2 separate regions of the Homo sapiens genome follow, and region 2 is linked to region 1. A link is an interaction called in ENCODE POLR2A ChIA-PET data of the cell type or tissue named here. Cell type or tissue: A673. All regions are shown on one strand. Region 1 has its middle 18 kb from the start of G6PC1. Region 2 overlaps BECN1 (beclin 1).

What was found. ChIA-PET counts read pairs that join two places held together with the same protein. Peaks named below come from ENCODE experiments on the same cell type or tissue, not always from the same donor. Only the 100,000 strongest peaks of a DNase experiment are listed, where the experiment ranks them.
Region 2: POLR2A ChIA-PET joins it to region 1 with 7 read pairs; 8 of 35 experiments call an interaction of 5 or more read pairs at or near these places.

What each region holds. Positions count from the first base shown.
Region 1 is chr17:42,916,150-42,921,149 of GRCh38, reverse strand. No RefSeq gene overlaps it. Among named protein-coding and RNA genes, the nearest start is that of G6PC1, 18 kb to the right of the region's middle. RefSeq lists an enhancer at 3,327-4,085. In A673, no CTCF peak of the experiment used is centred here; no DNase peak of the experiment used is centred here.
Region 2 is chr17:42,812,034-42,817,033 of GRCh38, reverse strand. BECN1 (beclin 1) reads left to right here. Exons shown (of 12, transcript NM_001313998.2): 8 at 980-1,126; 9 at 2,361-2,510; 10 at 3,026-3,086. Among named protein-coding and RNA genes, the nearest start is that of MIR6781, 9.4 kb to the left of the region's middle. In A673, no CTCF peak of the experiment used is centred here; a DNase peak (open chromatin) is centred at 1,893; H3K27ac peaks cover 1,403 bases.

The DNA.
Region 1 (5,000 bases):
CAAACTAACAATAGGTGGCTCTCTGCCAGCCCTGCCCATTTCCCCCTCACTCTTTGGCTAAGACTCTCAATCTGGCTGCACACTTTATCCTGTATTTAACCACGTGCACATCTGTGGGTACCTAGTAACATATTCAGCTCAAGGTCTCTACAAGAGGGCCGGAGTCAAGAGTCATTTTACTTATGTAAACTGAGATGGGACAACTCCAGTTGTTTCAAAAAGTAGACCTGATGGGAGGGAAAGATTTTGGAATTTAGAGTGACAAATCTACTTAAGACAGACCTGAGCTGGGTGCAGTGGCTCACGCCTATAATCCCAGCATTTTGGGAGGCTGAAGTGGGAGGATTGCTTGAGCCCAGGAGTTTGAGACCAGCTTGGACAACATAAGTAGACCTCATTTCTGCAAATACATACCAAAAAACCTCCAAAATTAGCCAGGCATGGTGGCACACACCTGTAGACCCAGATACTCGGGAGGCTGAGGTGGGAGGATCACTTGAGCCTGGGAGGTTGAGGCTGCAGCGAGCCATGATCGGGCCACTGCACTCCAGCCTGGGCGAGAGTGAGACCCTGTCTCAACCAACAACAACAGAGCGGGTTGAGTTCAGCTATCTCCTAACTAGAGGATAAATTAACTCACCAGTTGATGAAATCTTTACATTTGGGATCATTTACCCTTTGGAAGTTCCTAGAAGCTGTGCAGAGTATCTTATAGCTGTGCAGAGCACAGGTGAAAAATGAGAAAGGGCATAGTTCTGGAGATAACAGTTGGTGGCTGCTGTAGCTAGTGAGCCTGCTGACAAGGCTCAAAGAGCCAGATCAAAGACCAAGGCTGCTGTGTCAGCTTCTCCCCGATCGACACTAATACCCATCAGGACTCAGGGCCTCACCTAAGGCTCCTGCACCGAAGAGCCCTTTGGAGGCTTTGGTGCAGGGGTGTCCACAGTGGTTTCACAACAGTCTGTAAGGAGAGATGACGCCCCTGTCATTCCATTGCAGTCACTGTGTAGGGAACAAATGGACTGGCAGGAAAGACCTTGGCAGTTTAAAGATCTAAGTGAAGAGAAACTGACTTATGCCACCCAGCTTGTTAAATCAATTAAGCCAAATTACATCTCTCAAAAGGCTCATTTGAGTTAATGGCCAGGGTGGATCAAGCAGGGATCAGTGGCAGCATTGTCAATCAGCCGGGGTAGAAGGAGATTAGAATGAAAGATGGAGTCGAAAAGATGACATTGGTGCCCTCAAAGGTGGCATGCCTCTGTCAAGAATCCCGAAACAGTTCACAATGGAGAGAAAGAAATTTGATTTTCACTATTTTTTTTCCCCACAAATTCCTGTTTGTTTTTTTTTGTTTGTTTTTTTTTGCCACCCAGGCTGGAGTGCAGTGGTGCAATCTCAGCTCACTGCAACCTGAGCCTCCCAGGTTCAAAAGATTCTCCTGCCTCAGCCTCTCGAGTAGCTGGGATTACAGGCATGTGCTACCACGTCTGGCTAATTTTTGTATTTTCAGTAGAGACGGGGTTTTGCCATTTTGGCCAGACTGGTCTCGAACTCCTGACCTCAAGTGATCCACCTGCCTCGGCCTCCCAAAGTGTTGAGATTACAGGTGTGAGGCACTGCGCCCGGCCCCAATTTTCATTCTTTTTGCCTCTGGAGAGAGAGGAAGGAGCACAGAATAATAAAGGATTAGAATCCCCAGTTCTGTGATGGAGCAGAATGAGACCATTCCAGTGTTGAAGCTGAGTTGAACTGTTCTGAGGGCAATAATTATGGAATGAGAAGAGCAGAAGAAGAAAGTGAGGAGGTGGCAGAAAGGAAAGTATTGAAAATTTGCTGGCTGGAAAACTAGCTTCTTGCTAAAAAAAACCCCAAACCCCATAAACACACCCAGCTGTTCCTGGTTGTAGTTAGTTATTACCCTGTGTCCTGGGGAGACTTAACGAAAGTAAAAGAAGAAAGAAACCCATAACATAATTAGGAGAAGGCCACTTCAAACACAATTATTCTAGCTTTGCCTTTAATTTGGTTAATAAGCCCTCAGTCTGGCTCAAATAATCTGACTGTACTGTTTACATATGTCTTTTACTTCTGTTTCAACAGCTGCATGTTGACACAGCAGCCCAAATATACGCAGGAGACTGGCAGAGAGGAGACTGCTCTTTGCTGAGAATCAAGAGACCTGTGAACATGTTAGTTACGTGACTTAGAGGCACCATTTCACCTCTCTTGGCCTTCATTTCTATATTCATGAAATGAAAAATGTTTTTGAGTAGAATTTATAGTGAGCAACTTTCTTTTTTGAAATAAAGGCCAACTCAGGACAAATAAAAAATATTTATAGACTTCTTTCTTTTATTGAGAAGAGCAGCCCAGATGCAGCTTTATTTTTATGTATTTATTTTTTTAGAGGCAGGGTCTTGCTCTGTCACCCAGGCTGGAGTACAGTGGCACAATCATGGCTCACTGCAGCTTCACCCTCTCAGGCTCAACCAATTTTCCCACCTCGTCTCCTGAGTAGCTGGGACTACAGGAGCACACCATAATGCCCGGCTCATTTTTTTTTTTTTTTTTTTTTTTTTTGAGACAGAGTCTCACTCTGTCACCAGGTTGGAGTGCAGTGGCAAGATCTCGGCTCACTGCAACCTCCGCATCTCAAGTTCAAGTGATTCTTCTGCCTCAGCCTCCCGAGTAGTTAGGACTACAGGCACGCACCACAATGCCCAGTTAATTTTTGTATTTTTAGTAGAGACGGGGTTTTACCATGTTGGCCAGGATGGTCTCGAACTCCTGACCTCAAGTGATCCGCCTCCCTCGACCTCCCAAAAGTGCTGGAATTATAGGCATGAGCCACTGCACCCGGCCTAATTTTTATTAAAAATTTTTTTTTTTGTATAGGTAGGGTCTTGCCATGTTGCACAGGCTGCTCTTGAACTCCTGGCCTCAAGCAATCCTACCTGGACCTCCCAAAGTCCTGGGATTACAGGTATAAGACACTATGCCCAGTCCAGATGCAGCTTTGTATTTTATTTGTTTGTTTGTTTGTTTGTTTTTGAGATGGAGCCTCACTCTGTTGCCCAGGCTGGAGTGCAGTGGCGCAATCTCAGCTCACAGTAACCTCTCAGGTTCAATCGATTCTCCTGCCTCATCCTCCCAAGTAGCTGGAACTACAGGCATAAGCCACCACGCCCGGCTAATTTTTGTATTTTTAGTAGATACGGGGTTTCACCATGTTGGCTACGCTGGTCTCGAACTCCTGGCCTCAGGTGATCCACCCACCTCGACCTCCCAAAGTGCTGGGATTACAGCTGTGAGCCACCAGGCCCGGCTGGATGCAGGTTTTTCATCTTTCTCCCTGAAATTAGACTTTGAGCTTCGAATTGCCCATCACTGGACTAGAAAAATCACTAGTTTTCCCTCTGGATTAATGAAGGTCTTGGTTCCCTGATGGAAGTGACTTTTGTTGTCTGCTTCTTCATGCCACTTCTAGTCAATTATTTCCTTAACCATATAACCAGAAGGCTATTTAGCCAGAGTGTTTCCTATTATCAAGGAGACACTTGAAAAACTTTTGCATACAAATGGTATCGTCCTATCTTATTCACACAAACAGGCCTTACAGCCTAGTTCAGCAGTTACTGCAGAGTGAAGTCAATGAATATTAATAATTCAGCAGCTGAAGTCATGGTTTTCAGAAAACAAGTCAGCAAATTTTGACAGGTTGCAAACAATGAGTCAATTAATTAGGGCTGGAATTTCAGATATGCAGACATGTCTTCAAATGTAACGTTCCCGGAATGCCTGTTGGAATAACAAAGAAATTGGCAACGCAAGTGGAGGAGTGCGCTGAGAGTTCCTCACGTAAAATCTGACCACCTGGTCGGGTGAGTGGCTCACACCTGTAATCCCCGCACTTTGGGAGGCTAAGGAAAGAGGATCACTTGAGCCCAGGAGTTGGAGACCAGCCTGGGCAATATAGTGAGACCTTGTCTCTACAAAAAAAAAAAAAAAAAAAAAAAAAAAAAAAAGCCAGGTGTGGTGGTGCGTGCCTGTGGTCCCAGCTACATGGGAGGCTGAGGCAGGAGGATCACTTGAGCCTGAGAGGTCAAGGCTGCAGTAAGCAGTAATGGTGCCACCACACTCCAGCCTGGGCAACAGAGAGAGACTCTGTCTCAAAAAAAAAAAAAAGGAAAAAGAAAAATCTGACCACCTAATCGGTCTTCCTTTGAAACCTTTCCAAAGCATAGAAGTAGATAAAGTTATGATAAAGGGTATGATCCTAGGAAATCAAGAGATGATAAAACCAAAAATACTGTAAAACTTTCCTAACTAAGCCTTCGGGAAAACAGTCTGGCAGTTCCTTAAAGGGTTAAATATAGAGTTCCCACATCTCCCAGCAATTCCACTCCTAAGAATGTACCCAAGAGAAATGAAACTATGCAACCACACAATGACTTGCACACAAATGTTCATAGCACTGTTATTCATAATAGCCAAAAAGCAGAAACAAGCCAGTTATCCATCAACTGATTAACAAATATTTATTTATCATTCATTCATTCATTCATTCATTCATTATTTGGAGACAGGCTTTTGCTCTGTTGCCCAGGCTGGAGTGCAGTGGCTTACTGCAGCCTCCATCTCCAAGGCTCAAGCCATCCTTCCCACCTCAGCCTCCTGAGTAGCTGAGACTACAGGCATGTGCCACCATGCCCAGCTAATCTTTTATTATTTGTAGACACGAGGTCTCCCTGTGTTGCCCAGGCTGGTTTTGAACTCCTAGGCTCAAGTAATCCTCCTGCCTCAGCCTCCCAAAGTGCTGGGATTACAGATGTGAGCCACCATGCCTGGCCTGATAAACAGATAAATAAAATGTGGTATATTCATACAATGTTATATATTCATACAATGGAATATTACTTGTCCATAAAAAGAAATGAAGTACCAATATATGTTATAACACAGATAAACCTTGAAAACATCATGCTAAGTGAAAGAGG
Region 2 (5,000 bases), 100 kb after region 1:
CATAAGCCACCATGGCCAGCTGGAAAAAGCCACTGTTTTTTGTTTTTGATTTTGGTTTTTTTTTGAGACAGAGTCTCACTCTGTTGCCTAGGCTGGAGTGCAGTGGCATGATCTCAGTTGTCTGCAACCTCCACCTCCCAGGTTCAAGCGATTCTCCTACCTCAGCCTCCCAAGTAGCTGGGACTACAGGCGTGCGCCACCACGCCTGGCTAATTTTATTTTTTTAGTAGAGACGGAATTTCACCATGTTGGCCAGGCTGGCATCTAACTCCTGACCTCAGGTGATCTGCCCACCTCAGCCTCCCAAAGTGCTGGGATTACAGGTGTGAGCCACTGCACCCGGCCCAGAAGAAGCAGAAGCCACTCTTTTTTTTTTTTTTTTTTGAGACAGAGTCTCGGCTCTGTTGCCCAGTCTGGAGTACAGTGGTGTGATAGCTCACTGCAACCTCTGCCTCCTGGGTTGAAGCAATTCTGCCACTTCAGCCTCCCAAGTAGCTGGGACTACAGGTGTGCACCACCACGCCTGGCTAATTTTTGTATTTTTAGTAGAGACAGGGTTTCACCACATTGGCCGGACTGCTCTCGAACTCCTGACCTCAAGTTATCCACCCGTCTTGGCCTCCCAAAGTGCTGGGATTACAGGTGTGAGCCACCACGCCTGGCCCCAAGAAGCCACTCCTAACCCATTCACCTCACTTCTGAAAAAGATCAGAAATAAGAGGTTTTTTGCCCTGGTTTGGGAGAATTCTTTTTTCCTCCACCTTTTTGCATATGGGCAGCTGGAATTTGAGACATTTCTGTTCCTTCCAGGCAAAACAGCTAGGACATACATGTTCCTCAGAATGGGATCTATGCCAAATATAAAAGATGCGAGAGCTAGATGTAACGATGATCACTAAAGAATCGTTCATAGTGTGGTGAGAGAGAAACTTTAGCCCCCAAGCTAACAGCCTTCAATGGCCCCCTTGGCTGCTCACAGGTATCAGAGAGAATACAGTGAATTTAAACGACAGCAGCTGGAGCTGGATGATGAGCTGAAGAGTGTTGAAAACCAGATGCGTTATGCCCAGACGCAGCTGGATAAGCTGAAGAAAACCAACGTCTTTAATGCAACCTTCCACATCTGGTAATGAGAGCTAGGGGATGAGGAGCACTGCACATATCTAGACCTTAGCTGTTGACCACTAAGCCTGGGTGCCCACTTCCCACAAAAGAGGGACTGTAGGTTATCTTCACCCAACTAGGTTTCTTTCATTCATAGTGATGGGATAGGCACAGTAGGGATTGGAATTCTAGAGCTTGGTGACATCCGCCCTTCTAAAGAAAGGAAAAGGCCTGAGCCCTTCAGCCACTTAAAAACCTGGTAAGCTGTCTGGTGCTGATTTCTTATCCCCACGGTGTTTGATGTTCCATTAATTTAATAACTGTTGAGTGTCTACTCTGGAAAAGGCACTGTGCTGAGTGCTAGGAGGGCAACAGCAAAACAGTATGCAGTCAACCTTCTAGTTGCATATAATCTGGTGGAAGAGATGGATAAATAACAAGCAGTTGTAATGCAGTGTGATGATGGTAAACCCAGGGTGCTGTGGGAACACATAAGGGCACTTGATCCAGTTTGGGGAGGCCATATGGAGAGTTTCCCCATAGGGGACTTACGTTTAAACTGAGAGGTAAAGTAGAAGTCTGCAGAGAGGGGGTTGTTCCTAGCAGAGAGAACATTATGTGCAAAGAAATGGGAAAGAGGGAGTGGTGAATTCAGAGAACAGAAAGGAGCTTATTGTGACTGAAGATTGAGTGTAAAGGGGAGAGTGGCCGGATATGAAACTGGAGAGTTACCAGTTCCTGAAGGATCTCGTAGGCCTCGTTAAGAGGTTTGGACTTCATCCAAAAGGCAGAGGAGACACTGAAGCATTTTAGCTAGGGAAGTGACGTAATTACACTTGTATTCGTGAATGATGGCTTTTCCTGCACCATGGGGAATGACTTGGGGTAAAGGGGTGGAATCGTTGGAAAGGATACTCATCAGTAGGAATCTAAAGGAAAAGAATAGTAGCATTGAATTTGGAGAAAAGTGGAAAGATCCAAGATATTTAGCAGGTAGAATCAGGAGAGGTTGGCAGTTTTGCACGGAAGGAGCTGAGGGAGCATTCAAGGATACCACCCAGGTTTCTGCTTTGGCATCTGAGCAGCAGGGAAAAAGATGATGACTCAAGTTTTGGACATGTATTTAAAGTGCCAAGTACAGCTTGCATATATGGACTTGAAGATAGATTTAAGCTAGGTTTGGGGTGAGAGTGGGAAATGTCAAACTTTTTAAGTAATCCCTGTATTTCCCCCCACCTTTCTGCCTTCCTCTGTAGGCACAGTGGACAGTTTGGCACAATCAATAACTTCAGGCTGGGTCGCCTGCCCAGTGTTCCCGTGGAATGGAATGAGATTAATGCTGCTTGGGGCCAGACTGTGTTGCTGCTCCATGCTCTGGCCAATAAGATGGGTCTGAAATTTCAGAGGTAGGAAGTGTAGCCCTTTCTTGGGGAGTGATGTGCATTGATATAATTTGTATCTCCAACCTGGTACTGCTGTCCACCATGTCAGGAGCCCTTGCTGCCCACAGACTGGGAGTTTTCTGTGGCTGAAGAGCTGTCAGCATCTGATTTTCCCCTCATCACAGGGCTCTCTCCACTGATCACACAGTCACTGAGTTGCGTGACTATAGCATAGTTCCCAGCCTACAGTCCCCAGAGCCTTAGTGTTCCTCAGGATATTTTCAGTTTTTGTTTCTTAAATTTAAACCAAAACATAACATTTGTTCATGGAAGGCCCCCAGGCAATTATATAATAAATGTAGTTTGTTCATTAAACAAAATCTTTTAAACATGGATTCAATGGGGAGGTGGGAGAGGGAGTTGAGCATAATAAAAGAAGCCCTTGGCCAGAATGAAGAGTGAAATCATTGGGTTGTAACTTCCCAATAATCACTTTGGGAGGAGTCCTGTATCCATCTCTGTTTGTATCTCTATTTTAGATACCGACTTGTTCCTTACGGAAACCATTCATATCTGGAGTCTCTGACAGACAAATCTAAGGTACTCTGTGAAGCTCCATTTTCACTGGAATACAGAGTTCTTATATCTCTTAAGAAAATGGATGGTTTGCTTTGATATTGGCATTCAATTTATTTTTTAGACCTAGATATGAAGAGCCAGTATATTGTTCAATATCTTGTCTAGTTCAGGTTTAGTTTTGGGGGTCTTGTAGACAGAAATCAGGTTTTGACAGTCTGTTGAGAAGGGATATGGGCAGGTCAGAAGAGGGTGTGTGCACTAGGCTAGGAAAAGAATCACCGTGAGATAGATGTTTACAGGTTGAGTATCACCAGAAGTGTTTTAGATTTTGGATTTTTTTTTTCAGATTTTGGGATATTGGCATATAGATACTAAGATATCTTGGGAATGGGACCCAAGTCTAAACACAAAATTCATTTATGTTTCTTCTTCTGAGACAGAGTCTTGCTCTGTTGCCCAGACTGGAGTGCAGTGGCACGATCTCGGCTCACTGCAACCTCCGCCTCCCAGGTTCAAGTGAGTCTCCTGCCTCAGCCTCTGGAGTAGCTGGGATTACAGGTGCCCACCACCAGGCCCAGCTAATTTTTGTATTTTTAGTAGAGATGGGGTTTTACCATGTTGGACCAGGCTGGTCTCGAACTCCTGACCTCAGGTGATCCACCCGCCTCAGCCTCCCAAAGTTCTAGGATTACAGGCATGAGCCACCGTGCCTGGCCTGTTTTATATATACCTGATACATGTAGTCTGAGGTAATTTCATACAATATTTTAAATAATTTTGTGCATGAAACAAAGCTTGTATACATTGAATCATCAGAAAGCAAAGGGCCGGGTGCAGTGGCTCACGCCTGTAATCCCAGCACTTTGGGAGGCCAAGGCGGGTGGATCACAAGGTCAGGAGATTGAGACCATCCTGGCTAACACAGTGAAACCCCGTCTCTACTAAAAATACAAAAAAAAAAAAAAAATCAGCTGGGCGTGGTGGCAGGTGCCTGTGGTCCCAGCTACTCGGGAGGCAGTGGCAGGAGAATGGCGTGAACCTGGGAGGCAGAGCTTACAGTAAGCCGAGATTGCGCCACTGCACTCCAGCCTGGGCGACAAAGCAAGCCTCTGTCTCAAAAAAAAAAAAAAAAAAAAAAAAAAGCAAAGGTATCAGGTATGGAATTTTCCCCTTGTGGCATCATATCAATGGTCAAAAAGTTTCAGGTTTTGTAGCATTTTTTATTATTTTTATTTATTTATTTATTTTGAGACGGAGTCTCACTCTGTCACCCAGGCTGGAGTGCAGTGGCGTGATCTCGGCTCATTGCAGGCTCTGCCTCCCAGGTTCACGCAGTTCTCCTGCCTCAGCCTCCTCTCCTCCCGAGTAGCTGGGATTACAGGCGCCCACCACAATGCCTGGCTAATTTTTTGTATTTTTGGTAGTGACGGGGTTTCACCATGTTATCCATGATGGTCTTGATCTCCTGACCTCATGATCCACCCGCCTTGGCCTCCCAAAGTGCTGGGATTACAGACGTGAGCCACTGTGCCTGGCATATTTTTATTTTTTTTTCTTTTCTTTTTGTGGGTTTTTTTTTTTTTTGAAATGGAGTTTCGCTCTTGTTGCCCAGGCTGAAGTGCAATGGCATGATCTCGGCTTACTGCAACCTCCGCCTCCCGGGTTCAAGCAATTCCCCTGCCTCAGCCTCCTGAGTATCTGGGATTACAGGCATGCACCACCACGCCCGGCTAATTAGGTATTTTTAGTAGAGACGGGGTTTCTCCATGTTGGTCAGGCTAGTCTCAAACTCCCAACCTCAGGTGATCTGCCCACCTTGGCCTCCCAAAGTGCTGGGATTACAGGCGTGAGCCACTGCTCCTGGTCTATTTATTTATTTTTCTTTTCCCATGTACTCTTCCTGGAAAGGTTTTGTAGCAATTTGGATTTTTGGAT